Linked DNA regions of Homo sapiens: all the other regions are linked to region 2. The links are chromatin loops, found by intact Hi-C in ENCODE. Cell type or tissue: HCT116. All regions are shown on one strand. Links, peaks and the distances in the headings refer to the core of each region. The heading gives the core; the rest is flanking DNA.

The links. A loop is a pair of places that touch in the nucleus more often than their neighbours do. Peaks named below come from ENCODE experiments on the same cell type or tissue, not always from the same donor. Only the 100,000 strongest peaks of a DNase experiment are listed, where the experiment ranks them.
Region 1: a loop joins it to region 2, with 16 times the contacts of the local background. A loop is called at or near these places in 5 of 110 quality-filtered maps.
Region 3: it touches region 2 in a loop (6-fold over the local background); 55 of 110 quality-filtered maps call a loop at or near these places.
Region 4: a loop joins it to region 2, with 3 times the contacts of the local background. A loop is called at or near these places in 9 of 110 quality-filtered maps.
Region 5: it touches region 2 in a loop (4-fold over the local background); 23 of 110 quality-filtered maps call a loop at or near these places.

Annotation. Positions count from the first base shown.
Region 1 is chr10:124,293,925-124,299,859 of GRCh38, reverse strand. No RefSeq gene overlaps it. Among named protein-coding and RNA genes, the nearest start is that of OAT, 120 kb to the left of the region's middle. In HCT116, for the core only: a CTCF peak has its summit at 3,598; no DNase peak of the experiment used is centred there.
Region 2 is chr10:124,387,157-124,393,091 of GRCh38, reverse strand. No RefSeq gene overlaps it. Among named protein-coding and RNA genes, the nearest start is that of OAT, 29 kb to the left of the region's middle. RefSeq lists a silencer at 3,586-3,875. In HCT116, for the core only: CTCF peaks have their summits at 3,647 (motif pointing right) and 5,382; DNase peaks (open chromatin) are centred at 3,711 and 5,455; H3K4me3 peaks cover 820 bases; H3K27ac peaks cover 580 bases.
Region 3 is chr10:123,579,530-123,585,464 of GRCh38, reverse strand. No RefSeq gene overlaps it. Among named protein-coding and RNA genes, the nearest start is that of GPR26, 84 kb to the left of the region's middle. In HCT116, for the core only: CTCF peaks have their summits at 1,625 (motif pointing left) and 3,153 (motif pointing left); DNase peaks (open chromatin) are centred at 1,604 and 3,124; H3K27me3 peaks cover 3,434 bases.
Region 4 is chr10:124,149,992-124,155,926 of GRCh38, reverse strand. It overlaps a transcript of LOC105378536 not described here. Among named protein-coding and RNA genes, the nearest start is that of CHST15, 59 kb to the right of the region's middle. RefSeq lists a silencer at 2,333-2,592. In HCT116, for the core only: no CTCF peak of the experiment used is centred there; DNase peaks (open chromatin) are centred at 2,146, 2,736, 3,216 and 3,556; H3K4me3 peaks cover 2,324 bases; H3K27ac peaks cover 3,673 bases.
Region 5 is chr10:124,256,451-124,262,385 of GRCh38, reverse strand. No RefSeq gene overlaps it. Among named protein-coding and RNA genes, the nearest start is that of OAT, 160 kb to the left of the region's middle. In HCT116, for the core only: a CTCF peak has its summit at 3,040 (motif pointing left); a DNase peak (open chromatin) is centred at 3,018.

The sequences.
Region 1 (5,935 bases), core at 772-5,771, 93 kb after region 2:
GATTACAAAAACAGTTGCAGCAGGTTCTGGCAGGGCTGGTGCTGGTGGGAAGAAAACTGTTTCCAAGTCTCTAGAATGTTGTCAGCACATGAACCATGACCGCACCCCTGCTGGGAGAAGAGTCAGTTTCTGGGGATTATATTAATAATAAATGGCAGCCATTATCAACCCTGATCCTGCAAAGGTGATAATAACAGCTATGGCGAACACCGTGATTGGTCCTTCTCAGCACTGGCTCATCAGTGATCTTATGATGGGCTCTGTTATTGGTTCTGTTCCACAGATGCAAAAACCCGGCTTAACAACGTAAGTGACTTGCTCTGAGTGGCACAGTCACTAAGTCGCAGCCCAGGGTCCTGCGGCTCGATCTCTGCGCCATCACCTGCCACATCCTGAGCCCTTTTTCTGTGCCAGGCCTGGCATTCAGACTCCACAGGCATCATTTAATTTTCATCTCATAATGACTTTCAGGGAAGGTACTGTTGTTGACATCATCTTCATTGGGGCTCAGAGAGGTGCAGTGATTTGCCCTAGTCACACAGCTAGTGGTGGACCAGGCTCTAGACCCCTAGCCTGTCTGACCCCAGAGCCCTTGTTCTTTATCACTGAGCTGTAGCTCTTGCAACCAAGAGGCCAAAGCAGCTGAGATCACGAGACAGGGGTGATGCATAGGCCATGGTTCCACCTTCCACCCTCCACTGGTCACTGGGCAGAGGCCATGTGCCCTGTGAGGGCTGCTCAGGCAAGGCTGAGGCATGCCTCTTGGGTGGCAGTGCACAGAGCAGCACTGGGCACCTGACATGCCGGTCCATGTGTGGCTGGGAGCTGTGACATGCCAGTCCATGTGTGGCTGGGAGCTGTGACATGCCGGTCCATGTGTGGCTGGGAGCTGGCCATGAGCCTCTGGGTTAATGTTCAGTTGAAAAGCCTCCAAAAAAAAGCACAATAACCTGGACAAGCTGACTAATAAGGATTTTTTCTATAATCGTAACATCATCATCCTTCCAACAATGGATGGATTCATTCGTTACGTACTAGCATTTTTCTGTTCAACTAGAAAACCACTGCACACCTAGAAAATACAGAGATAGCCATGAGCCTTCAGGGTCATTTGCTTTGCACATCAAGGCATTTTTTTATTCATCAAATGTCCTTTGCATGGGGGCTGGGGTCCCCATACCTGCCCTCAAGGAACTCATAGTTTACTGGGGGAGATGCAGAAGTATTTTGGGTAGCTGTAGAACTAGGATTATATTGATCGATTGGATGATTAATTGAGTCAATGAATATTTTTTGAGCATCTACGATGTGCATGAAATTGATATTTAAATTATTCATCTTTTGCATTCATTTATTAGTTTTAGAATTGGAAAGTGGCTTGCGATATGTATTCTATAAAAACCCAACAGATTTGTGACCTTGTTCACTTCTGGGATAAAGATGATCTTTCCTAAACCAGAAATTAGATGGAGGCTTTGAGTCATGCTCCATAATATCATATAAAAATATGAGAGCTTGACTCTACCCCTGCGTTTCTCCCACCGTGTGCATGTTAGGATCATCTGGGTAGACTTCATAAAGTGGCCATGCCATTGTCTTGGCCTCACGCCTGCAGACTCTGATTTAATAAGTTTGAAGTGGGGCTCTGGGGAAAAGGGGTGCTTTGAAACATCCCCAGGTGGTTTTCTGTGCTGGGCTCTGTGAACCATTGCTCTATACCAGCTGTTTTCTTTTTTTTTTGTTGTTGTCATTGTCGTTTTTGTTTTTGAGACAGAGTCTTGCTTTGTTACCCAGGTGAAGGGCAGTGGCATGATCTCTGCTCACTGCAACCTCCGCCTCCCAGATTCTCATGCCTCAGCCTCCCGAGTAGCTGGGATTACAGGCGTAGCCATGACGCCTGGCTAATTTTTGTATTTTTAGTAGAGACGGGGTTTCACCATGTTGGCCAGGCTGGTCTCAAACTCCCGACCTCAAGTGATCTGCCTGCTTCGGCCTCCCAAAGTGCTGAGATTACAGGCGTGAGCCACCACACCCGGCCAATACCAGCGGTTCTTAGAGTTTAATTTCTCATGCTTAGGCTGTATGCAGTCCACTAAACCAGAATTGTCTGGGGGTGGCATCCAGTCATCAGTATGTGTTAAAGTTCCCTCGGTGATTCCAATGTGTAGCTAAGAATGGGAACCACTGGTCTGCACCTCTATTATAATCATGAGTGGTTTAAAGATGGCATCACAGAGGATGTGACATTGGAGCTGGGTTTTGGAGGATGAATAGGAGTTTGCTAGGATCCTGTCAGAGGTAAAGGGAGCACTCTAGGTAGAGAAACCAGCACATGCAAAGGCAGAAGAGCAAGGAGAGTGGAGATTTGGAGTACAATTTGGCTGGAGCAGAGGCAGGGGTCAGGATAAATGAATGCTGCAAGTCAGACAGCTTGGCTGCTTCCTACTTCTACGGTGAATGGCTGGAAGCGTCCAAGTAGGAAGCTACTGGACCTGCTTGTGTCATGGACATCCCTGTTGGTGATGAGTTGCCCTGCAGTGCAGGGCTGGAGGTAGGGATACCAACAAGGCGCTTGTTCAAAGGCCCAGATGGGAGATAGGGAGGCCCTGAACCAAGCCAGAGGTCAGGAGGCAAAGGGAGAGCATGCGCGTGGGAGACACCGCTGAGAGGGTGGGTGGTTTCCAAACACGTCTGCAAATTCTTTGACACTCTTCCCATGGAGAGGTGGTGTTGATGTCTCCTCCTTTTCGATTTGGGCTGACTTCCTAGGTGACATGAGGCAGTGGAAATGACAGCACATAACTTCTGAGGCTAGGTCCTGGTTCTCTTCGGACTTTTACCCTTGGAGCCTGAACATCCATCTAAAGAAATCTGACTGCCCTGAGGCTGCCATGCTGGGAGGAAGCCCTGGCCACACAAAGAGGCCTGTGTATGTGCTGTGTTCTGACAGTCCCCACTGAGATTCCAGCTGACAGCATCGTCTGTCAGACAGGTCAGGGAAGATGCCTCCAGATGATTCCAAACCCCAGTCCTTGAGTCCTCTCAGCTGAGAGCCTAGACACTGTGGAGCAGAAACAGGCTGTCTCTGTGGTGCCCCGCCTGGATTCTTGGCTTACAGAATCCAACCTTTGAATACAACAAAATAGCTGTTTTATGCTGTGAAGTTTTGGAGTATCTTTTATACAGGAATAGTTACCCAAACAGATGAGCCCTGGGACTTGGTGGCCGGCTAGATGCAGGGGTAAGGTGGCGGGGGGTGCCCCCATATTTCTAGCTGTCTTTGTACCTGTTGGAGTGGAGAGGCCCATGGGATGCTGGCTAAAGGTATCCAGGGAGGGGGTAGAGGAGCTCAGTGGTGACCAAGGTCCACGTCATTCCCCAAACCATCTAGCCAGATGGATGCACTCCAGGTCCCTCTTCAAAGAGCGATGCATGTTCCTTACAGCTTGCAGCTGTTGCCCATTAAAGTGTGGCCCACAGCCCAGCCGGCTCAGCATCACCTGGGCCTCATTAGAAATGTAGCCCTCAGGCTCCACCTGGTGTCAAGGGCGACCTGGGAGCTTGTTAAACCTCCACGTGCCAGGGCCTTGCCCCATGCCCACTGACTGAGCCCTGGGCAGGCCTTGGAACCTGTGTGTCTGACTTACAGGGAGGTGTTGGGGCCATAGGCCACAGGGGCTGACTGGGAACCGGCATGGGATGCCTTGCTGTGGGCCCAGGGGCAGCTTTAGAGAGTGGAGCCCACGATGGGGACTCGGGGCTGTCACCTCAGGGAGTCAAAGAGCAGTGTCTGCTCCTGTGGCCTTTCCGTGGTTCCTAGTGGTGGGGGCCTTATCAGCTCCAGGGTGGGAGGGGCCTCTGGTTGCTGGTTGTGTTTAAGGGCCAGCCTAGGGGCCTTTGCGAACTTTTCCAGGTGAAGAGACAGCCCAGGGGCTGTTTCCCATTCCAGGAGCAGACACTTAGCAGTGCAGGGCCTGTTTCCCTGCAGCCATTTGACCCAGGGACATTTTGAAGAGGCCTGAAACCTAAACTGTTAAACGCTCAGCTTTGTTTTATGATCAAGTGTTGTGAAAGGTGAAAGATGAAATCCTCACCTGATCCCTGCAGCTCACTGTGGTGCGGTGACAGGGACAGAGCAAGAGTCCACGTGAGCTGTCGATGGTGGAGCTGGATGCACCCGCTCGGTGGCCACATCCAAGCAGCAGGCAGCCTGCTCTGCCCGCGGGGCACGGGAGTCTGTGTGTGTCTGTGACTCAGTGGATGTCAGCGTGTGTGTGTGTGCATGCACAGACGTGTAGCTTCTCTGAGCTCCTGAGGCTGCCCCAATTGCTGGTTAGAAGCCCTTCCTCTTTGCTGCATTGCACTTGCAGTTATTAGGCTGTGCTACGCACCCTACACGAGGGTAGATGATAGATGGAGAAAGAACGTCCTGGAGACAGCCTTAGGTGGAGCCGCCTCTCCTAGCCCCACTACACAGGTGAGGACGTGGAACTCCAGGGAGCTCAGGAACTCACCAGCATCTCCTGATTAACAAGCGGCTCCACAGCAGGCTGGTTTTGGAGATGAATGCTTGGCCATGCCCTTGAGCCCCAGTAGTGTTCCTGGGCCCCAGGAAGTGCCCCTGGGCATCTGCTCTAGGTCAAAGAGCAGGATCCATGGCCCAGATTCCAGTCCCGGACTCCTATCTGCCTCCCAAAGCCTCTCTGTCACTCATTAATGTCCAACAGGACACTCCCTATAGATTTACAAATGGGACACTGAGAGCTACCTTGGACGCCTGCATGATCCACAGGTGAATAGGGTGAGGCAGATCTGTGCAGGTGAGATTGACTGCCCTGCTGAGCCAGGGATCTAAGTGCTTGGCAGTGGATATTCTCTGTACTTGCAGAGGCATGATGGCCGGGCGCCGGGCCAGACTTGGTGTCCCTGCATGGGGGCCCACCTGTGCCAGCCAAGCAGGGTGGAGAGGACCGCTGCTTCCAAGATGTCACTTTGCCACTGAAATGTGCTGATTTAAAAAAATCAAAGAGAGGGGTTTATTTATTGCTGAAGTCATTTCAAATGGAATTAGACACCTAAATCAAATTTGCTGCGGGATGTCTTTCTTTTTTTAACCACCTCCAGAGCAGTGTTGGCATTAACTCTGTACACACAGAAAACCAGGCCCGCTGAGAATGCCAGAAGGCCTTGGAGTCATGCAATGAATTCAACCTCTTCCTTTATTATTATTAAAATTATAAATTAAAATGTGGTAGGACGTGGGGGCACTCTACTTTCAATGGAGCACGTCTGCGTGTAATGTGGGATCCCAGCAGTTCTTTCCGGGGGAAGGTAGGGGGTGGTTTATTATTATTGCCCGAGTTTTAGGAAAAGAAACACACTCAGATATTGAAGGATTTACACACAACCAGGGATGGAGGAGGCACCACGTGCCCAGGTCAGTCAGCTCCACATCTGCGCCATGTCCTCCAATCTGATGACACCATGAACAAAGCCACCTTTGATCCCTGCTAGGCTCCTTCTGTGTGTTTAGATTCTGTCATTAGGAGCTAGTATGGGAAGAGGAGTGGGTCTGGGCACCAGACCTTTCCCTGAACTCCCAACAGCGTTGCGGGAGCAGTGGGGGTGGAGGGGTGGGGTTGCCAGATAAAACGAAGACGGCCTGGCCACGTGCACGTTGCAGGTAAACTGTGAATGCTTTGTTGGTATAAGTATATTCCAACTGTTGCATGTGACATACTTATATTAAGTGGATTTGCTTCTCTGGAATGCAAATGTAACTGGGCATCGTGTATTTGTGTTTGCTAACTCGGGCACCCTAAGGTGGCGGGGCGGGGGTGCTTCTCTCGCTAGTCATTCCCTCTCAACACCAGAACTTCTCACTGCCAGGAGAGCAGGGCCCGTTTTCCTGGCCTGCCCAGTCTTCCCTCCATGC
Region 2 (5,935 bases), core at 598-5,597:
GGGCTATGGATGGTGGGACTAAAAGAGCTAATGAGCACATTGTAACACTCTTTTGGGGCTTTAGGGTCATGGGCACCCCTGCCTGGGCACCACTGCATTCCCCTTGGAGTGACACACCTGGTCCAGCTGCAAACCCCGCATGGAGCCCACCCCTGTGCCAGCATTTGGAATGGCTGGCTGGACCCCACACTTGCTCACTCACATACCCCCTCCCACCAGGGCCTGAGCATGCAGCAGCAGCTGCTGTGGGATCTGCGCCGGAGTGCAAGCCAGATGCGGCCTGGCAGGCCCAGTAGATGGGGTGCCTCCTGCTGCGTGCCTGGCAAAGGGGCCGAGAAAAATCTTCTCATTTGGGCCAAGCTTGAGAACTGCAGCCCAGGATACATCATCAGTTTGCCTTGGGGAGTGCTCTGGAGAATATTTATAAAGAAAAAAAAATCAGGAGAAGGGGTGATTATAAAACTTATTTATTAGGAATTTTCATTGGTCTAGAGAATTGGCATTAGTTACTGATTGGCTATTCATTGTTGAAGTACAGGATGTATGGCGTTTTTGTGGCCATTTGGCTTCAGTTAGTCTAGAGCTGCATGGCAAGGGGCTTCGAGAGGTAATTATTTAGCTCAAGGGGGAGTGAGACCTGACTGCCATTATATTTTAGATACTTTTCTGGGCCTGATAATTTAAAGGGGCTCACATTCTTCAGGTAAAAAGTTATTTTTCTTCTTCGGGGAGGAGTGGTTCAAAGTAGAGGAGAACTCACAGAGTATGTGGTGCCCAGATGCACATTTAGATATGTGCAAAAGAAAGATGATAATCTTGGTACATTTTTGCACTTTAAATAGTCACCACCTTCACTCTCCACACCCCCTAATGATAACTTGTTCTTTGGATTCTGACCTTCCAGAATACCTCATCTAAATTAATTACTGCACATATAAGAAAACTGAGGTTGGGATAGGACATCTGATGTACCCAGAATAACAGAGGTGAAAGTGACAATGCGTTTCAAGCACTAGGACTGTGAAGTTCCCAGCATGCTCTCTGCAGCACATCTGTATGTGATGGGGAAGCACCACAGAGGTCGGGGGAGGCATATAGGGGACATTTATAGGTTTAGATCTGTGCTGCTCAATGCCAGCTGCACTTCAGAGTCACCTGGCTTGCTTAAAAAATTAGTATCGGCCAGGTGTGGTGGCTCATGGCTGTAATCCAAGCACTTTGGGAGGCCGGGGTGGGTAGATTACCTGAGGTCAGGAGTTCAAGACCAGCCTGACCACCATGGTGAAACCCAGTTTCTACTAAAAATGCAAAAATTAGCTGGGCGTGGTGGTGCACGCCTGTAATCCCAGCTACTCAGGAGGCTGAGGCAGGAGAATCACCTGAACTCAAGAGGCGGAGGTTGCAGTGAGCCGAGATTGTGCCATTGCGCTCTGGGCTGGGCAATAAGAGTGAAACACTGTCTCAAAAAAAAAAATAATATTGATGGCCAGACCTCACCTCAAATCAATTACATCAGCATCTCCTGGATGGGGCCTTGCACCTGGATATTAAATGCTCCTGGGGATTCTAATGTGCAGTCCTTGCAAAGTGGGTATTGAGTGTGAGGCAGGGTGTCATTCACCCAACCATGCTGGGGCACTGACGTCTACTGGTGAATAAGGCACACGATTCCTGGCATCAGCGGGCTTTTTAATAGGTACATTTATTTCAAAAATGTTTATTGAGTACCACTTGGCTGGTCCCGGAGGATAGACAGTGGTTCAAATAAATAGCATTTATTCAGCAGTCTGTGCCAGGCACTATTTCAAATGCCTTAAGTCTCACTCCAGGTATTATTACTTCCATTTACAGATGAGGAGACCAAGGCTCAGAAACACAAGCTTGCTTTAGGTCATTGAAATAGTGGTGATGCCCAAGAGCCTTGGATGGGCTGGACAAACCTTCTGAGGGAGCCAGTAGGTGGTCCTGGTGCCTCAGGGACTGGGGGCTTTGAGAACAGCTCCTCCCTTTGTCTCAAGAGCTTGGCCAAGAGGCCCCTGTGGCCTGTAAAAGCATTTCAATTTGTTTTGAACTTGGGGGATGGATTCTTAAAATACCAGCAGGAGGCATCAAAATGAATAATATATATCTAAAAGCAGCTTAGTCCATTTAGGAAAAAAAACTTTAAAATATATTTCAGGGCTCACTCCAGTGTTCCATGCATGTATAATGGCTCAGAGGAGGTTTATTAGCTCCCCAGCCTTTATTTTGATTAACTTGCAAATGAGATTTTTTCTCTATACATCAGCCTAGCCCTTCAAATTGTTAATGAGATATCTGAACTAAAATGGCTTTTATAATTTGCATCACAATACTTAAGAGCCCAGCAGATGATTGCTGCAAATAAGCCTTGTGTGGAATAGCCAAGCATGGCTCAAGGCAGGGTTCGGGAGGACCACCGACAGCTCAGGCTTGCACATCCATGGGGATGCAGGGTCTGGGGGCCTTTGATCTTGGTGGCTTTCTCCTAGGCCAGTCTCTGAGACCGGCAGTGAAGGGCAAGTGGGATCCACCAGCCCCTACTCTCTCCTGCCTTCCTTTTTATCACAACATCTCTTTAATTTATGGCCCCTGAGTGCCAAGCCGTGTACCTGTGAACAAATGGAGTAATTACTCCTGGGAGAAATAGAAAAACATGGATGCAGACCATACAGAAAGCTGCCGGCTTTCAGTGGGGTGACCTGGGAGTGATCACCGGGTGAGGGTGTCCTGCCAGTGTTCTAGGAATCCTGGAATCATGGAGGGTCTCCTGCCAGTGTTTTCATGTTACTGGAGGCTCAGAGAGCGGAAGGGACTTGTCCACCGGCTGCGCTCCCTGGGACAGAAACCTGGGGAGGCCTCCTGATGATGACGGGAGGCGGTGGCGTGGGTGGTTGCTGCGAGGCTCAGAGCTTCGGTTTTGCTTTTGCCTCTGACAACCAGGATGACCTCTGGCAACTCAATGCCTCTCTGTCCTTTATCGAATGAGGGGGTTGAATTAGGACAGAACAGTCACGGGTGGTTTCACAACAGGTGTATGTTCTGAGAAATGCGTCCTTTGGCGATTTTCTCGTTATGTGAACATCATGGCGTGTACTTACACAACCTAGATGGCACAGCCTGCTACGACACAATGCTAAGTATTTGCATAGCTAAACACAGAAAAGGCACAGTAAAAATATGGTATAATCTTTTGGGACCTCCGCCATATTAGAAGGGCATGACTGCCTGGTCTCTGGAGGTGGGGGTGAGGACTGACCAGGTGAGCCTGAGCCCCCATCCAGTGGGCACCGGGCTCAGGTGGGCGCGCGACGGGTCTTGGGAACTGACAGAGGAGCCAGGGTCTGAGGCCCCCGGCAGGTTTTATATAGAGATGGCCAGAAAAGCGCCCCCACGTCCTGTGAGGTTCCCATTCCCCCGTCTTGGGTTTTAAGATCCCCTTGAGACTTAGTTTCCCCCAAAGTCAGTTTCCCGAGAAAAGGAGGCCCCATTTCAGCAGAAAGGGGCTTCGAGCTCCAGGGAGAGGACGGGGGTGTGGCGAGTTGTCCCCTCCCCTCCAAGACTCAGCGCCCACGCGCAAGTCAATAACCCCAAGTCCGGGTCCTGGGGCTTTTGGCCGGAACTGCTCGCAGCCATAGGGCCCCACGCGCGTTGGGACGGCAGGGGGCGCTGCCCGCAAAGCGTTGCTTCCCGGCCGTCCTGCGAGCCCGCGAGATGCGCGTGCGCGAGGCCGGGGCTCGGGAGCTGGGGCGGGGCCGTGGGCGGGGCCAGGAGCCGCGCTGGGGACCGTGCCCTCCTCCGCCGAGGCCTGTAGGGCGCTCGCTCTTCGCTGGGCCGAGTCCCCCCGCGCGCTGCAGAGCAATACAGTTCTGTAAAAGTTTATTATTCTGACGTTGGAATATGCTCCTTGGAGACAATTCAGAACTTGCAGAAACCAGAGCCCCGCGGCCCCTCCCTGCGTAGACTGCGGGCGGCTGTCCCGGGCGTGGGCTGCGGCCCCGCGGGCCCATGCGTGTTCTGGGGACTCTGGGGCGCTGGTTCAGTCCCGCGTGTGTGGGAGTCACGTTCACCTCCTCAGTGCCAGGTGCTGTCCGCGCACCCGTCGGAGCGCCTCGGTTCACCGTGCAGAGGTGTGGGCTCCGGGGCAGGGAAGGGTCCACCCCACCTCCCGCGCTGCAGCGAGCTTGACAGGTGGTGATCCTGGACAGGCGCATCCGTTGGGCCGGGGGCAGGGGCGCTCTGACCCTGTGGGCAGGGCCTCCCGGGACTCTGCCCGGAGCTCCTGGCTGGGCTGTGCCCGGAGGGATCTGAGTGGTGGTCCTTGGGCCCTTGCGGGCCTCAGTTTTTGCCACTGTGCAATGGCCTTACTCATACCTGCCCTGGTGATTGGGGGACCGAAGTTGTGCAGGGGGTGGGAGGATGCGGGGCCTGGTCTCTGCCTGGCTGGGGCCCACCTTGATCCGTGTGGCCCTGCTGAGCCCTGTCCACTGGTCACTGAGATAGTGACGGTCCTGGGCTGGGCAGGAGTGGCAGGCCCTGGGTGTGTGGATGCCATAGGAGGAGAAAGAGCTTTTCCTCACCGTCCTAGGTTCCTGCCTGGGACTCATATAACAAGAGAATAACATACACATTTATTTAATATAATTTTTACCGGATGCAGGAGCCTTCATAAGGAAATGAAGACCCAAAGAAATGTGTAAACCTGTGTGTGTGTGTGTGTGTGTGTGTTTTTGAGACAGAGTTTCACTCTTGTTGCCCAGGCTGGAGTGCAATGGCAGGATCTTGGCTCACTGCAGCCTCCACCTCCTGGGTTCAAGCGTTTCTCCTGTCTCAGCCTCCCAGGTAGCTGGGATTACAGGCGCATGCCACCAGGCCCGGCCAATTTTTGTATTTTTAGTAGAGATGGGGTTTCATCATATTGGTCAGGCTGGTCTCGAACTCCTGACCTCAGGTGATCCGCCCACCTCGGCCTCCCAAAGTGCTGGGATTACAGGCGTGAGCCACCACACCCAGCCAAACCTGTGTTTTTTATGCTTGGTTTGATAAAAAAAGTGGATAGTCCTAGAAAAGTTTGATTGGATAAAAACGTCTGATGTAACGGTAATAGATGGAGGGACTTAGCCAGGCCTGCGTGTTCACAGTCTCCTCTATCCCTGTGTCTTCAGAGGTGAGGATGTTTCTTCTGGGTATAGGGAGACTAACACCTGAATGAGGGTTTTATGTCCTGCTTCAGGGGAGAAGGGAGGGTGGGAGGTGAAAACGACCTTTCTGTTTCTGCTGTTTCCTCAAATGCCAAGGTGCTGTATTTTGGGGTACCATGTCCTGAACCCCATCAGTGCCAAGGGCAAGGCTGGTGCCCAGGGCCCAGTCCTGGACTTACCTTGGACTTCGTGGATGGGAGGGGAGGTGGGGCCTGAGGAGGGGTGACACCCGCAGGTGGAAGCTTGTGTCTGCATCCCAGGAGGCAAATTACCAGCTCTGAGACCTAGGACCAGTCAGTCACACAACCTCTGGAGTCTCAGTGTCCTCATGTAGAAATGGGAGCAGCGGGCTGTGGGGAGGTTGATATTGGCTGCTGGGTCCTGCCTGTAGCTCCCTCTGCCCCCGACCTCAAACTCTTGAGCCCTCTGGGATCACCTGAGGCTTGATAAACACACAGGGGCCCCGGCCCTGCTCTGACAGGTGGCTTCATCGAGTTTGGGTGGTACCAGGAATCCCGCTGGGAACAACCCTCTTAGGGTCTGGTCAGGCACCCTCCCAGCCCCCAGCACAGGGCAAGGAAGTGCCAGGGCCATGGGACAGCAGGAAGGTACCCTCCCCAGGCCCACCAATCCCACAAGACTCTGTTGAGAAAGAAGGATTTTAGTGGTTTGCGTGGGGATGCTGAATCGGTGTTCCACTTAAGAGGGCTCAGGGA
Region 3 (5,935 bases), core at 305-5,304, 810 kb after region 2:
AAAGTCCTGGGGCATCTCAGCTGCTTCCCACATAGGCATATCCTGGAAGCTCCTGCTTGCAGCTGGTTCTGGGGGAATCTGGGGAGGCTTCACAAAGAAGGTGACACTGGAGGAAGAGTTGGAGCTCCTGGAGTGATGAAGGGAAGGGTCAGCAGGTGCTAAGGGCATGGCAGACTCCCTTGTGGCAGACTAGGGAGTGAGGGGAGAATGGGGATTGGGTTGCAAACAGGAACAAGGCAGGAGCCTTGGGAGGGATTTGAACAGAATCCTGCTGGGGTCAGATGAGGAAGCTCACTCTCCCTGTCCCATGGAGATGGGTTTGCTGGGCTGAGGCTGGAGGCAGGGGCAGGGGCTAGGAGGCTGTTGCAAGTCGTGGAATAACACACACCATGTAATCCTATTTATGTAGGATAAAAACACATGGAGAGGCGCATATGCCTGTGTGTGTAAGGGTACAGCTGTCACTGTGGGGTGGAGGGCACACAGCTCTCATCCCCTAATTCAATTCTGATTCCAGGGCATTTATTCTGGGTTTCAGCCAGGTCTTGGGACTCTGGAGGACTCATACTTGGTGGCTAACCTCAAGAAACAGTGTTAGTGCGGGAGGCTTGTGATCAGATCTCCACCGTTGAGTGTGTAGACAGAGTGCTATGATAAAGGAGGGGCAAAAGAAGCGAGGGAGTCAGAGCAGGCTTCCTGGAGGAGGTGACGTTTCCACAGGGTGACATGAAGCCAAGGGTATGGGTGAGACCAAAGCAGACTCCATGAGAATCAGCCACACTCACATTTGTCGAAGGCGCCCTCTGCTGTGCCCTCGTCCTGAGCGGGACCTGAGTCGCTGGTGACTGGGAGGTCTCCTCCACCAGGAACTGGGCCTCGGAAGGAGCGAAGCCTGTGGGAGACGGGCTGCTGCCTCTGAATGAGACCCTGCTCCTTGGGGAGTCAGATTCTGTATGGGACCCAGGGGCTGGAATGGCCCAGGACAGAGCAGAAGGCTGCCTGGCGCGCCCCTGGAGACACCCACAGCCTCTCACCTCGAATTCTGGGACCATGCCCTGCTTATCTGGGCTGTGTGGCCAAAGGGAGAGTCCCCCTTCCTTCTTCCCCAAATGGGAGGGCCTCGGGGGCTCGATCTGGCCGTGTGAAGCACATTCAGGTGTTCTGCTGAGCTGACCTCTGCCGGAGGGAATGCACCCTCCACAGGAGCCGGCTCCGCCTGACTTCCAGGCTCCGTGGCCATGTTGAAGAACAGGACAGGAGCATCCCACTCTGCCCAGAGGCAAAAACGGAGCCACCCCTGGAGAACGGGGGAGGAGGACAGAAATAAACTCCTCTGTGGGGGATCATGTTGGCAATTACATTTGGGGCTTGAGTCCACCCAAAGGGAGAGCTAGACCACCTCTCCCAAAAAGTGATTCATGCTTTGCAGGCGGCAGGCACTTCCTTTGTGTGCCAAAGAGAAATGTGTGCCAGATTGCTGGAAGTGAGCAGCAGATAAAAATACAACTCAAGTCCCCGGAGCCACACCTCCTGGCTGCTTTGCAAATAGCCTGCTCTGGAAAAACCCGACTTGGAGAGTCCTCCGGAGTCAAAACTCGCCGCAGTCTGGTGGAGGCATGGCCTGCCCCCTGGCGGTCTGGGTCCTGCAGAGCGACACCGCTTTCCCACCCTTCCGACGCCGCAAGTTTGGCACAAAGTCCAAGTGAGCATTTATTTGAAAATAAACCTGCGTTCTTCCTCAACTTCGGGACTTTTTGATGGCATGTCTAACAAAGAAATATTTCATCTCCATTCCCGACACAGGCTGTGCTTTCTATAGCATTTACTGACTTCTCTCCTGTTCAGCAAAAACAAGAAAGTTTTCCTGTAAGGATGAACTCTACAGACAGAAAAGTGGTTTTGTCGTTAAACCGTAAAGAGAAGAAAGGTTTAGAAAAGCAGAGAAACTCCAAGCTGATGTGCGTGCGTGCTGTTTGGTTCATTCCCTGGATATCAAGTGTTATTGAAGATGCTGAAATTTAATGTCCGACATGGCAGCATAACACAGGCTTGAGAGGACCAGGCTCCCAGGGTTCAAATTCCCACTCTACCTCTTACCAACTGTGTGAACTTAAGCCAGGCATTTAAACTCTCCATGCCTCAATTTTCTCACCTATAAAGGGGGGATATAATAGAATCTATTTCGTGGAGTCTGTGCGGGGATTAAACGGGTTGATACACATAAGCTATTTGAATGATGCCCTGCACGTGCGTGGTGTGTGCTATACCTGCATTTGAGATTGCTGTTGCTGCTGCCATTGTTAGTTTAAAGCGCAACAGTAAACAATTTAACAATCAGATCTTGATATACAAATAAGAAGTGTGGCAAACATCTGTCACTTTTAGCCACCAGTCTCCAAAACCCGTTCCACTTGGGGGCTGGTCCCTTTCTGCACTGTGGACATAAAGAGCGCCAAAATCTCCTTTTCCATCCTTTTCCATCCTTGGGTAGGTGGGTTGTTGGCCAGGTAGCCTCCATGCAGGGCAGGAACCTACCGTGCAGAAAGGGCACACAGATGCAGAGACAGCCAGGTTAATCTAGGGTGGCAGAGGGGTGCCAGAGTCCTTCAGCAGAGCTGGGAGTAGTCAGTGCAGGTAGGAGGGAGAGAGGTGGCCCCGCAGGCCAACAAGTGCCAGGTGATCTTGCTGGGCCCTGGGGTGACAGCCCCCTTGTTTCTTGTTTCATCAATTCTCTGCCCCTCCTCTGAATTCCATGAGCTGCCCAGTGGCTTCACTTAGTCATAGTTCTGTCACTTCTACCCAAGAATCCTGAGAGCAGCAGACTAGGGCCCAGAGAAGGCAAGTGGCTTACTCAGGGTCACACAGCAATTCCATGGCAGAGCCAGGCTGTACCTGCTTAAGTTGGCCACCCCTGTCCTAGTGAGCTAGTATGTCCTTCCCAGCTCTGCCATATCCAAGGTCAAGGACACAGGTGGCTCTTTTAGAAGCCACAACAGTAGTGACAAATTCTTAGCTGCTGTGGGACATGAGAAAAGCTCAAACCGGTACCTACTAAGGCACCTCGTTTCTTCCCCTGCTGCCAAGTTTCTTCTTAGTTACAGATCCCTTCTGGCCAGGCAACATCTGTGGTTGATGGCTCACGGGCTCCCCCGAGTGGTCATTGGCTGGCAGCAGAAACCCTGCAGGCTTTGACTAGGGACTTTCAGAACTGAAGACAGAGACCCTGAAAAAGAGGAGGGCAACTGTGCCTTGGCCTCTGACTCTCATGCATGGTCAGGTAAGGTCAGGCCCCTGGAAGCAGAGGGGGCTCAGACCAGAGCAGTGTTTCAGAGAGTGAATGTGTTCCTGGGACTGGATTCTCACTGAGGCACTCACCTGGAGGTTTCGGCCCCTGGAGGCCCCTGCCACGCTGGTCTTGGTTATTCTGTGGATCTGTAACCCAGGCTCCCCATGTTCTGAGTTCAGTGACATGCATGGGGCTCATCTCCACTTTACGGGCTCCAAAGGTAGTTCACAAACTGCTGAGTATCACGCAGAAAGAGAGACGCATGTGCTCCAGGGCGGGGGTGTGCCTGAGCATGCCTCACTCACACGCACACACACATGCACACACATATGTACATATGCACACGCATGCAGGCACGTGCACACACACCTGCACACACGCATATATGGACACACACGTGCACAGGCACAACCACAAACCACTTTGTCAACATATCATTAGCTGAGCTGTCACTTTGTTTTTCTTTTCCACTTTTTCCTCAGCTGCTCTGGTAGAGCACACAGGAAAAAACAGAACTGTAGAGTCATACAGAATAAAATTAAAACGGAAATGCTCATTTTTCTTGCACAATTAATTTAACCTCCTAAGCCTCAGTTTCCTTCTCTGTAAAATGGGGCTTAGAATGGTATTTACCTCTCAAAGTGCTGTGAGATTAAAGAAGATACTGTGTTCAGTTTGGGGAACAGAGGAAGGCTCAGTGGATGAGTGGGGCTTTCTGTCCTCCAAGCTCCCAAGAAGAGGTGGAGGGAGCAGGTGTCATCATGGCACCAAGTCCTGCTCTTGACATTCAATTCTGTAAACATGCAAACCTCCCCTAAATGCCTGTGATGAGCCAGGTCCAAAGGTGATGAATAAGACAGCATTCTCCATGTCAAGGAGAGTACAGCTGTGCAGGGGAGGCAGACACATAGACAATTACAGGTCAGATGTGTGTCCTGACAGAAGTCCAGAGAAGGGGCAGAGGGGAGGGGTCATAAGGTCACATGGGGGTGGAGGGAAGGAAGAGAAGTGAGTCTAGGAGCTGAGAGTGAAGAAGTGTTACAGAGAGAGAGAAGGAGAGTGATCGAATACATATACACCATGTAGATATAGTGTGGCATGTGTGTGTGCATATGTGCCTGTGTGTGTGCATGTGTGCCTGTCTGTGTGTGTGTTTGGGATGAGAGGATGGATGCTCTCTAAATGGAGAGACTTGGAGAGAAGCCAGTGATGGAAAAGTCTTCATGAGAAACTGAAGAAAACATGGGCTCCTTGGAGAAGGAAGTTCAAGAAGGAGGAAGTGGCCCAGGTGAGGCTGGAGGGGCAGGTAGGGGAGAAGAGGCATGGAGTTGTCACTGAGGGGGACATTGAAAAATGCAGAAAGGAGGCCATGCTAGGGAGAAATGGAGAAAGAAGACTTGGCTAGGAAGCTGCCATGAGCAGAGAAGCACATGAGTGGATTGAGAACTGCATAGGGCATAGGATCAGCAGGACCTGGTGAAGGCTGGGTTGAGGACGTAGAGGAAGGAGGTCAAGGCTGACTCCCCGGCTTCTGGATTGGGTGCCTGGGCAGCTGGAGGGGGCAGCCACAGTAAGGAGCACAGGACGGGAGCCAGCCTGCTGGGGCAATGGGAGGAAGTTGGAAAGGCAAATCTACTCGAATGTGAAATTGAGATAGCTGTGAGAGGAGAGGAGGAAGGCAAGGGGGTAATCAATGGAGCCCTGGCCCAGGAAGAATTTCTTGTAAGGTGAGAAAGTCCTGGATGTGTGCATCCTCGGGGAGTAAAGGGCCACTGAGCAGGGAGAGGGTCAGGGAGGTGGAGAGGACTTCTGATATAGGTCACATTCTAGAGAAGTTGGGATGGAGAATGATTTAGAGTCCCATTTAAGGAGCTCCCTCCCCATCCTTCTACATACAGGAGGGAAAGGAGGAAAGACCGCCAGAAAAAATGTCTATATCCTGGTTTCTATGCGCAGGGGTCAAGATTACGGTTTTGTAGAATCCAGAAAACCCTGGAGGAGCTATGCAATTCTTGGTCACTTTTATCTACCAGCATCCAAAACCCTTCCTACTGGCTCTGGTTCCTTTTCACTGTGGAAATAAGACACAGAAATTCCTTCTCCTCACACCTGTGCAGATGGAGGACAGCCATGTGACCTCAGCACTTGAGCAAGTTGCTTACCCTTGGACTCTCTGTGAGATGGGTGATGGCAGAACCCATCTTTACTGATTTGTAGTGAAGATTAAACATGAGAAGCAGGGAAAGAAAGGCAGGAAGCTCCCTCTGCCCCACCCCATTGCAGTCCAGTTCTCCCCAGATGTTGGCAGTTACTGTTGTGCTGTCTAAGCCCCTTCTTGCTGTGCAGGTTTGCACGTGCACCAATATTTTCCAGGGGTCCTCTGACACGTTCCAGAGAAAGAGGGACACTGAGGAGTGCTGCCTGCAGTGACACGCTCTGGGACCTCGGCGCACAGCCTGGCAGCTTATGAATATGCTGAAACAGCTTCCCATCAGGTGAAGCAGCCAGACTCAAGAGAAGCAAGGAAGTTGCCTTGAATTTCTAACAATCATCGTATTTTTTTGGTAAAAATAACCTATATTCACTATGAAGTTATAAAGAAGCTAAAAACAACTCCAAATCCCGATTCCAAGAAACAACCATCACCCA
Region 4 (5,935 bases), core at 196-5,195, 240 kb after region 2:
CTGAGAGCTCTGCATTCCACAGGGCTGACCTGCGGCTGGCCTTCCGGGCAGTGGCCTGGCTGCTCGGGGGATGGGCCCTGGTGGGGGTCTCTGGACACCATTCCAGGCTGTAACAGTGGTGTTGGTGCAGGCCCCCAACAAGGGTTGCTCTGGGAGAAAGACTCCTTGCCACTGTGCATGAGGACATCATATGTGGATGTGTGGATGCATATGATCATGCGTGTGTGTGACCGTGGAAGTGAGTGTGCATGTGTGTGTGAGAGCATGGGGGGTATGCATGCATATGTATGTGAGCGTGGGGGTGAGTGCATGTGTGTGTACGCATGGGGGTGTGTGTGTGCATGCATGTGTGTGTGAGCAAGAGGTGAGTGTATATGCATGTGTGTGAGTGGGGTGAGTGTACAAGTGTGCATGCATGTGTGTGAGTGTGGGGGTGAGCGTGCATGTGTGTGAGCGTGGGGGTGAGTGTGCATTCATGTGTGTGAGTGTGGGGGTGAGTGTGCATGCATGTGTGTGAAAGTGGGGGTGAGTGTACATGCATGTGTGTGGGGGTGAGTGCAGGCATTGTGAGTGGGGGTGAGTGTGCATGCATTGTGAGTGTGGGGGTAAGTGTGCATATGTGAGCATGGGGGTGAGCATGTATGTGAGTGTGGGGGTGAGTGTGCATGTGTGTGAGCATGGGGGTGAGTGTGCATGCGTGTGTGAGCATGGGGGTAAGTGCATGCATGTGTGGGGTGAGTGCATGCATGTGTGTGAGCATGGGGATGAGTGTGCATGTGTGAGCATGGGTGTGTGTGAGTGCAGGGGTGTGCATGCGTGTGTGTGAAGGTGAGTGTGCATGCATGTGTGGGGGTGAGTGTACATGTGTGTGAGCATGGAGGTGAGTGAGTGTGGGGGTGAGTGTGCATGCATGTGTGAATGTGGGGGTGAGTGTGCATGCATGTGTGAGCATGGGGGTAAGTGTGAATGTATGTGAGCATGGGGTGAGTGGGGGGTGAGTGTGTATGTGAGTGTGGGGGTGAGTGCATGTATGTGAGCATGTGGGTGAGTGTGCATGTGTGTGGGTGAGTGTGCATGCATGTTTGTGAGTGTGGAGGTGTTTTTGTGTGTGAGCGTGGGGGTGAGTGTGCATGCATGTGAGCATGGGGTGAATGTGCATGTGAGTGTGGGGGGTGAGTGTGCATGTGTGTGGGGTGAGTGTGCATGTGTGTGAGTGGGGTGAGTGTGCATGTGTGAGTGGGGTGAGTGTGCGAGTGTGTGAGTGGGGTGAGTGTGCGAGGGTGTGTGAGCATGAGGGTGAGTGTGCGAGTGTGTGTGAGCATGAGGGTGAGTGTGCATGCATGTGTGTGAGTGTGGGCATGCGTGTGTGGGGGGGTGAATGTGCATGCATGTGTGAGTGTGGGGGTGAGTGTGCATGTGTGTGTGGGGGGAGGGGTGGCTGCATGTGTGTGTGGGGGTTATGCCTGTGAGTATATATGTGTAGGTGAGCCTACATGTAAGTGTGAGTGTGCCTGTGTGTAAGGGTGTATGTGTGAGTGTGCCTGTGTGTAAGGATGTATAAGTGCTGTCCGCATATGTGTATTTATGTGTGAATGAGGGTGTGAGTGTGCCTGTGTGTATGTAGAGGTGTTTGTGGGTGTGAGCGTGTCTGTGTGTGTCTGTATGTGTGTGTGCCTGTGCTTATGTGTGTGTGTGTGTGTGAGTGGACCTATGCGTATGTATAAGTGTGTGTGAGTGAGGGTGAGTGTGCCTGTGTGTAGAGGTGTGTGTGTGTGCCTGTATGAGTGTAAGAGTGGGTGTGAGTGCCTGTGCGTATATATGAGTGTGTGTGAGTGGGCCTATGAGTATGTCTGTGAGGGTGTGCCTGTGTGTATACATGAGTGTGTGTGAGAGAGTGGGCCTGTGTGTATGTATAAGTGTGTGTAAGGGCGAGTATGCCTGTGTGTATGTAGAGGGGTGTGAGTGTGGCTGTGTGTATAAGTGTGTGAGTGTGCTTGTGTGTAAGTATGTATACATGTGCGTGAGGGTGAGTGTACCTGTGTGTAAGTGCATGTGTGTGCCTGTGCCTGTATGTGTGAGTGGGTGTGAGTGCCTGTGCCTGTGTGTATGTGTGTGTGTGAGTGGGTGTGAGTGCCTGTATGTATAGGTGTATGTATGTGTGTGTGCCTGTGTGTAAGTGTGTGTGTGTGAGTGTGGCTGTGCATATGTATAAGTGTGTGCGAGTAAAGGTGAGTGTGCCTGTGTGTAGAGGTGTGTGTGTGTGTGCCTGTGCCTATGTGTGAGTGGGTGTGTGTGCGCCTGTCCCTGTGTGTATGTATAGGTGTATGTATATGAGTGTGTGTGTGCGCGCCTGTGTGTATGTATGAGTGTGTGTGTGACTGGGTGTGAGTGCGTGTGAGCACTTCCCACAGCACGGGCCAGTCCTCTCCCACCACACCCTTTGTGGCCCCCCTGCTGACGTGCTTCCAGCCCAGCGCCCGCAGGCCCTCGGTGCTGCCTCTCCCTCCCCCTTTCTTATTTCCCTTGCCCTGGGCACGAGCACCGTTTCCCCCCTCTGGCTCCCACCACACTCAGGGCCACCAGCTGCTCTGCTCTTCCCCAGCCTCTCCTTCCTCTGCTGGGGTGTCCCGCCTGGCTGTGTGAAGCTGCTGAGATTCTCCCCGCTCGGTCACTGCCTTCTCATCCAGGAAGACTTCCTGACTGCTGAGTCATTTCCTCCTCAGAACCACAACACTTAGCACAGTTCCCCGGGGTTGGGTACACCTGGTGTTATCTGTTTTGTTCTGGGAAGGAGGGGGTGGCAACAGGACACCTGTGGAGTTAAATCCTGGCACTGCCATCTCCCCGCTGGGGGACCGTGGGCGGATTACTCTGAGGCCCTAAGCTTCGAATGGAGCCAGTAATTCTGCCCTCACAGGCTGCTGGGAGGATGAGCTGAGGGGATCCTATGGCACGAATGGGAAGGGCAGGCATTGCTGGCCCCTCTCCCTGGCCACAAGGGTGGTGCCCTGGTGCTAACTCGGTACCTCAGTGCCCAGCCCAGGGGCCGGCCCTCCGCGGGGCTGGTGCATGGGTGCAGAGCTGAACTGCCCTGTGCTGAGTTGAATTTACGTCAGGGGCTTTCTGTGGGTGTCGGGGACTCAGGGAGAGTGGGCAGTGCAGGGGCTGAACTGGGTTTGAATGTGGCTCCGCCTTGGACTAGACAGGGGCTTGGATGCCCGTCTCTGGGGATAATGACGCTGATCTCGCAGAGATCGAGGCAACACCCAAGCTGTGCTGGCCCCACTCCAGGTGGACACTAAACGTGGCAGCCACCCGCCCCGCGTTTCCTCCTGTCACCTCTCTCTTCTGCGACCCTCTGCTTCCTCTGCCCTTTTTCTCGTCTGGGCTGAGAGGCCCTGCGAGGGACCCCCTTGCTCCCCGGTGACAAGAAGAGTGGGAGGGGCAGACTGGAGGGGCGCTGTGCCCCGTGGTCTCACCGGGGGCCTCCGATGCCGCAGGGCAGGGCCCGCAGGCTGCCTTAAGCAAACAGCGGAGCTCTGGACTGAGTCAGCAGACAGGACTGTGCTGGGAGGAGCTCCAAGGAAACCCTCAGAGGATGGCATTGCAGGAACTCTGCCTAGGCTCCCAAAGCAAGGGAGAAAGCTTCCCAGCGGCCTGGCTCGGGCCAACTTACCACGCCTTGGCTGACAGTCCCGCCAAGACAGGGGCTATGCAGAGGCAGTTTCCCCAAATCAAAGTCTGCCAGCCACTCGCAGAAGAAAAGGGGCTGCCTGTGGGGCAGGGAAAGGTCACCCAGGACCCCCACCGCCCAGCGGAAGCCAGGAGCAGGGCCTGGCCTCTTTCTTGCCTGGTTCTGGTTTCCTTGGCTCTGGGACTGCCATGGGAGATGGTTCCAACCTGCTCCATAAAGACGACTTCGGCTTCACCAAGTGGCCATCTCATCGTCCCCTGAGTCCAGGGATGGAAGCTCCCGGGGCAGTGGTGCAGGGTAGCTCTGAAGATCTGGTTTCCTGAGAGGGAAAGCCTCGCCCTGTCTTGGTGGTCGTCATCACCTGTGCTGCCCATCCTGTACCAGCCTTTCTAAGAGCTCTCCCTCTGGCTAAGACACGATCACCCAGAGTCCCTGGCGGTGCCCTCATCTCCAAAGCTGCACAGATGGGGCATTTATCTATCTGCTCAGTAAGCCTAGCTGCCAGAGTCAGCCCGTTTCCATCAGGGTCTTCTGTGCTAGCTGGGGAGCCTCTGCCATTTTCCAGCCTCCCTGAGCCTCTGTCCCAGCGTGGGGTGGGGTTGATAATGACACCTTTTCACAGGCTCATTGTGAGGATAGAATGGGAAAATGCACCCATAACTGCAGTCTCCCTGGGCCCCCTTGAGCCCAGTGTCTATACACTGGCCCGAGGAGAACACAAGTTAGACCCCAGACAGGTGGAAGACAATGTGTGCAGGGGTCTCTTAATCCAACAGGACACAGTAGAGCTCCCCCAAATTCCCATCTGAGCATTTCTCTTCATGTGCGAGTCCCCTCTCTGTGACAGTCTCCTAGCTGCTGCCTGTCCCCAGCATGAGGCTAGCCTCCTCTCTCCTACCTTCCCTCCCGCTGCCTGCCAGTGAAGGAAAGCCTCCTTGCCCTCTCTTGGTCTCTCTCATTTGCATCTCTTCCAGAAATTTGATTTCTGAGCTGCATGAACAAAGGGTTCGCTTTCCTAGTTGGACGATGACAGGTGCTTGGAGGCACTCGTGACCTTGTTGTATTTCTCCACTGTCACATGTGGAGTTCTACATGGCACATGGCCCCTTTGGGCGGTTGACTTGAGACTGGTTCGTGTGGCTGCTGTTGCTGCTGCTGTCATTGTGGTTCCCAGGTGAGTGGCCCCTTCCACGCCTGGGGACAGGGATCCTCTAGACGCACCGGGGCTACTGATGTGTCTGGGGGCTGCTCAGAGGTGCTGGCTTTCAAGGCCCAGCTGCCTCGGCTTGGGGGCTTCCCTCTGGGTTGGCAGTTTCTGCACCTAGCCCGTAGGTTGATTCTGGACCTGGGTCTTTCTTGTGCCCAAATAGCCCAGCCGGAAGTCAGGGCTCAGCATGCTTTTTGCATTATAGGTTTTCATTCAATTTCATTATGGAGAGCATGTTGATGTCAAGCGGGACTGCGAGCTGGTCACGCCTCTGCCCGGAGCCTTCCCTGGCTCCCCAGCCCTGTCAGGACAAAGGCCTGGCTCTTTAGGCTCTTTAGGCACCTTGGTGGGCTGGGCTCTGCTTGCCTCTCAGCTGTCCCTGAACTTAACCTCAGGTCCTTTGCACGTGCTGTTCTCGCTGTCTGCAGCAATCTTACAAACCTGCCCCTTCTCTCAACCTGGGCTCATTCTGATTCACCTCTCAAAATTCAGATGCCTCATTCTAAGCCTCATGTGGCACTGCTCAAGAATGGGAAGACCCTCCTGGCCTCACAGGCCCCCATCCCACCCCATCAGAACACTTCTTGGTCCAGCTCAGAGTCACCTGCCTTCTTCTCTGGAGTACTCACCCCCTCCCAGCCCTACTCTGAGCTGTGTGAGGACAGGGGCTGCCCCTGCCTCGCTGCTATCCTGTCCTCAGTACCTACTGTGGGACTGAGACTCACAAAAGGTCAAACAAATGAATGAATAAACATTCTTTGTTTTTGGTTCAAATTGCATTCTTTTAGCAAAGAAAATCTTAGTTTTGGTTTAAGAGGATTTACTACAGAGTCATCTTTTAAATGATGTTACTTCCGGCTTTGGATAAAATCTTAAGAAATAGTAAACACTTTGTTTTTTATTCTCTCTTTGACATAAAATATGGTTTGTTAAGTTTCTGGAATCCTGGCTGGGTCTGGTCTCTGTAAAAAGTAAAACTTCTCAGTCAGATCAATTATTTGTTCATGGAAAAAGGAAAAAAATTCACATCCAGC
Region 5 (5,935 bases), core at 201-5,200, 130 kb after region 2:
GCTGAGAGGGAAAGACCGTAATAAATCTTGAGATGTGACCAGGACCAGCAAGACATTGTTGAGCCTCCAGACTCAGGCCACCGGAGCTAATAAAGGATTGGATTTTCAGGCCTAATTCTCCAGCTTGTTCCTTAGACTCTGAAAGCCATTATGCAGGAAGGAAGTTAGAGCAATAAATGAATCGGATGAGTGCAAATTCATTTGGAAGAGGCCATAAGAATGGTTCATTTCAGAAATTCTTCTGAAGAGGTCCTTCTCTATCTTCTTTTCAACAATCAAGTGTACAGTAATGGAACTTTGCAAAATTCCAAACTGGAGGATAAGACTGGTCAACAGATTTCTAAAATATAGAAATGAATTTACATGCAAGGACTTAATAGGTGGAAAACAGAATGATTCACATTTTAATACAAATTACCTTCATTCCTAAGCTCTAGGAAATAGGGATTGTGTCAGAAAATTGGGGCTGGACAATTGCTTTACCATCAATGTAAGGACTTTTAAAGCTGGGCTGCATCAGAATGACTGGAGGGAGATTAAAACAAAAATGCCAGTCCCCACCGATCTACTGAACTCCAGACTTCTGGGGCTTGGGAGCTGCTATGGTTTGGCTGTCTGTCCCCACCGAAATCTCACCTTGAATTGTAATAATTCCCAGGTGGCAAAGGCAGGACCAGGTGGAGGTAACTGGATCATGGGGGCAGTTTCCCCTGTGCTTTTCTTGTGCTAGTGAGTGAGTTCTCATGAGATCTGATGGTTTTATGAGGGTCTTCCCTCTGCATTCGGCACTCATTCTCTCTCCTGCTGCCCTGTGAAGAGGTGCCTTCCACCATGATTGTAAGTTTCCTGAGGCTTCCCCAGCCATGCGGAACTGTGAGTCAATTTAACCTCTTTCCTTTCTAAATTACCCAGTCTTGGTCAGTTCTTTATAGTAGTGCGAAAACAAACTAATACAGGGACCTCAAGTCACATAATATGTGATATGTCCTGATATGTACTGAAAAGATGTGGAAGGGTGTTTGGAAAGAGACCAGTGCCAAAGCTGCCACTGATGGAAAACACACCAGAGCCCAAGTACTGTTGCCAATGCCAGTGGCTACTGGGCAGGCTTCGGAGACCCCTCAGGTCCGGCCCTTTGCCTTCTTTCTCCCTCTCTAGCTCCTCCTCCTTCCCTGTTCTGGCTCTATCTTGCCATTGCCCCTTGGGCTACTCTTGTCCTGCTTGTGGGCACCCTTGTGTCCGAGCTCTGTCACCTTTTGTTCTTTGGACAGGAGCAGCTTCCAGACAAGCCATTGTCCCATTGCGAATGTGAGTGGACCCCTCCAGACTCACTTTGCCATGGTATAGGGCTAAAAGGCCCCTCTCCATTGGAGTGAAGGAGGGGAGGAGGCAGGGCTGAAGGAGTCCAGGTGACAGCACTGCTCAGGTAACTGATGCACACTCAGTTAACTGGTGCACCCTTTAGAACACCTGTGCATGGGAAAGGCCGTGCCGTCCTTGGAGCAGTGAGGCACTATTTGGCAGCCGAAACTCCTTCAGTGTGAGATATGCCCAGCAATCACATTCAGCCCCGTTCTGGGCACTTTGCCTCCCCCTGCCTGCACCTGTGAGGACCTTCCATGGATCACAGCCCACACCAAGCTTTAGTGGAGTGTTGGGGGAACTGTCTACAATGGGCCCAGCTGCAGGGAGAAAGCCAGGCAGGAATCTGGGGACATGTACTGAATCTGTGGATGAAGAGTTGATGGAGATGCTCAACTCTTGGAGCTGGACTGGCAGCTCAGGGATGTCCCCAGCCAGGGCTGAGGCTCCTTCCTGGTGTCATGTGTGAGGACCCACGGGCTAAGGCCTGATGGCGGACTCTGGGAAGGCTCTCACCCCAGACATGTGCTGAAAGGTCCCACTGCAACTGCAGGAAAGGGCTCAGGAAGCTGGGACCTTCACTCTGGTCTCAGCCCAGCCCTGAAACTCACTGAGACTGACTTGGCTCAATCTTATAGTGTCCATGCACCTACCATGGGCAGACCCTGGCCAGGTGCTCAGGTGACACAGGTAGCTCAAGGTCCCTGGCCATGTGGAGCCTCAGACACATGGGATAAGCAGATAGATTCTGAGATAAGGCTGATAATAAGGGCATGCAAAAACTGCACAGGGGCCTGTGGAGGGAGACATCCATGTTGTGAGTGGGGTGGTGTGAGGGGATAGGGTGAGGACTAGAGGAGGTAACATTTGAATTGGACTTTGGAGGTTGAGTAGGAGCCCACTGTGGGAGAAGAGCCTGCCAAGCAGAGGGAACATCGTAAAGACAAGGGCCCCAGACGGCTGTCACACTCTGGGGACTGCAGAGAGTGTGGTGTGCATGGGCTTGGGGTCCAGTATCCTCTTTGCTCGGCTCCAGCACCCTGTGATTCCAACCCATGGTGGGATTGCTTAGTTGATGTGGGAATTGATCTCCAAGATGGCTTCCGTGATGATTCTACCTCCAGGTATTCATGCCCTTGTGGTGTCCTCTTCCACACTGAACAGGGCTGGCCTATGTAACCAGTAGAAAACTGTGGAAGTGATGGGGCAGGACCAGTAGAATACTAGAGAAGTGATGGCGTGGGACAACTTCCAAGGCCGCATCACAGAAGGCATTGCAGCTTCTGCCGTGGTCTCCTGGACTGCACACTGGGCAAGCCAGGCACCATACTGTGAGGATGCTCAAGCAGCCCCGAGGAGAGGCACACGTGGAGAGGAACTGAGGCCTCCTGCCAACAGCCACGTGAGTGCACCACCCAGAAGTGGGTCCTTCAGCCTCAGACAGGCTTTCAGAGGACTGGAGCCCTTGCTGACCTCTGACTGCAGTCCTGTGAGAGACCCTAAGACACAACTTCCCACTCACACTGCTCCTGAATTCCTGACCACAGAAACTGTGAGAGATGTGAAGTGCTTATTGTGGGAAGCTTTGTTATGTACTTTCTTACATAATGCTAGATTACAAGTGCAGTTGCTGCCCATGGGTGCCACCTGCTGGTGTTCCTGCCCCTGTGTACCCCCTCCCCTTGAGTGTGTGCCGTGATGGGATGTCACTCTGAGACTGCACAGCAAAGCCTCTGGCTTCTACCTTTCTCACTCTCTTGCTCTCTTGTCTCCCTTGCTCTGAGGGAAACTGGCTGCCATGTTATAAGCTGCTCTATGGAGAGGCCCATGTGGCTAAGAATTGAGGGAGGCCTCCTGCTGATAGCCAGTGAGGACCTAAGGACCTCAGTCCCACATCTGGTGCAGAGCTGCACTGGCCAACAACCATGTGGCTGAGCTTGGAAGTGGATCCTCCCCCAACTGAACCTTGAAATGACAGACGCTCCAGCAGGCACCATGATGCCAGCCTTGTAAGAGACCCTGAGCCAGAACACACAGCTGAGATGTGTCTGGATTCCTGACCTGCAGAAACTGTGTGGCAATAAACATTTGTTGTTTTAAAGCTGCTAAGTTTGGGGGCCATTTGTTACACAGCAGCAGATAACAAATACAGTTCTGATTAATGGCACCAGCCTCACCTGTCCTATTCCTAGATATGCTTAGCTTAGCTTTGGTCTAGACTTGGGTCTCCATGTACAACTATAACCTTGGTCATCTGAAGCTCAGAGTAGGAGGGGGTGTATTGAGGGAATGAGACTACGAGGAGGCACACCCCAATATCTGCTGCTTTCTGGAAAACTCAGCCTCCAAAACTAAGTCAGCAACCATAGGAGATGGCCGTTGCAAGGTGGTTAAGCATAAGGGAATAACACAGGTTCGGAGCCAGCTTCTACCACCTCTTTCCTTTAACAGAGTTACAGGTCCTCCCTGAGCTCCCATTTCTCAGGGGCCCTCCTGAAGCAGAGAAGGAAGCCACAACATGGGCAGTCTAACTAGCACCAGCCAGAGAGCAGACACGAAGACGAAAGGAGAGGTTCTTTGTAAGGAACTTAGCCCTGGAACACGGCAGGTGCTTGTTATGAGCTTGGCCTTGTAGTTATCAGGGCACTTGGCATCATAGGCATCACCCCAGCCACTGTTGGCATGAAGACCTTGCAATGCCATCCTGGTTCCTGGACCCGGGCATATTAACGATGATGCCCACATCTGAAGGACAAGAAGGTCTCAGTCGTGCAATCACAGAGGATTCACCTGGAGCTTCCCTGAGGAATGTTCTTTTGGGCCGAGTCACCCGCTTGCTCCGGTGAGGCTGAGCTTGAGCTTTGAATCCTGCCTGGAATACAAAGGCCCCATCAAACACTGCCAGGCTCACCAGCTCCCCTCCACCGCATGCGCCAAGGGTCTCCCTCGCTTGGGTGTTTATTTCTTGCTGTAAGAAGCGATGATTTAATTCTTGCCTGGGATATCATTCAGCCCAAGTTCGTGCTGAAGTGAGGCATATTTCAGCACTCACCAATGTCCATATAGATAAAAGAGAAAAAAAAGAGAGAGAGAAAACAACCTCAACCAGCCTCTTCAAGAGCTGTGCATTTGAAACCTGTTTCTTAAAGATGGATTGCCCGTTAGGCTGCTAAGAGGTTTTTCTTGACTTGTCAACATTTTATGCCCCCACAAACATTCTTGGCTATAAATTATTCATTGCCCAGTTAGTGGTTAAAAAAAAAAAAGCTGCCCGGGGCTGAGATACTTTCTTAATTCCCCCTCTGCTTTTCAGATCCAAGTTGTTTTTGTCCCTCCTCCTGCTGGAAAAGTAGAAATAACTGGAAGTCTCTGGACTCAGAGGTGCGTGGCTATGGCCGGATGAGAAAATAGAGTTGAGTACAGCATGAGCTTGGCTGGGGTCAGGGATGGGGGCAATTACAGTTTTGGGGTCAAGCCTGGACACTGGGGTCAAATGTAATTAACATATATTTGTTATGTTACAATTAACACATATTTGTTATAATATATGTTAATTATATTTGACCCCAGTGTCCTGTCTGATCCCAAAACTGTAATTGGTCAAATATATGATAATATAGGCAGTCTCTACCTCCACTGTAATGGAGAAATGGGAAGTAGGTGTGTTTGGGGCTCTTTTTCCCCCTTTCTGTTGGCAGAGACTCCAAGGTTTTCACGAAAAGTCTAGAGGAGGCTTGATTCTGTTCTAGTCCCAGTCATTTCAGAGTCCACAGCTGGAGAAGATGTCAGCCTTTCTCTGCTCACCTGATTCCACCCTCCCTGAGCCCCTCCCCAGGTCAGGGGCCTGCCAGGAGATAGTGCCCACCTCGTCCTTCCTCATGCCCACCCACTTCTGTACGGCACACACCAGGCCTTGCTCAGCCTCTGCAATTTCTGATGGCAACTCCCCAGGGCAACTGACCCCTCCTCCAGGTGGATTCTCAGGCCTACCATGGTTCCGCCCCCACAGGGTGTGGAGAAAGGTTGGGGGTGGAATTAGGCTTTAGGGCTTGGGCCCTGAATTAGTTTCCAATGGCAGCTGCAACAAAGCACCATAAACTGGGTGGCTTGAAACATGCCCCGGTCTGCAGAACTGAGCGCTTCTGAGACCCTAGGTAGAACCGCTGCTTGCTTCTCTCCAGCTCCCCAAGGTGACTGATGCTCCCGGCCCACAGCTGAAATCTCTACCTCCACGGTCACAGGGAGTTCTCCCTGTCTCTGTATGTGTTCAAGCCCCTCTTCTTATAAGGACAACAGTCATATTGGATTTGGGATCCACCCTACTCTGGTACAACCTCATCTTCACTTCACTAATTACATCTGCAGTGACCCCATTTCCAAACAAGGTACTAAGGGTTATGACTTCAGCGTATCTTTCTGGGGGACACAATTCAACCCATCACAGGGTCAGAGAAGGGAGGAGCCCCCAGCGATCAGGCCCCAGAGTAGAGCATCAGAAGCCAAAGAGGTCACATCCTACAGAGCCCCCAGCTTCCCCAGCAATACATTTGCACTTTATTATCCTGAATGACTG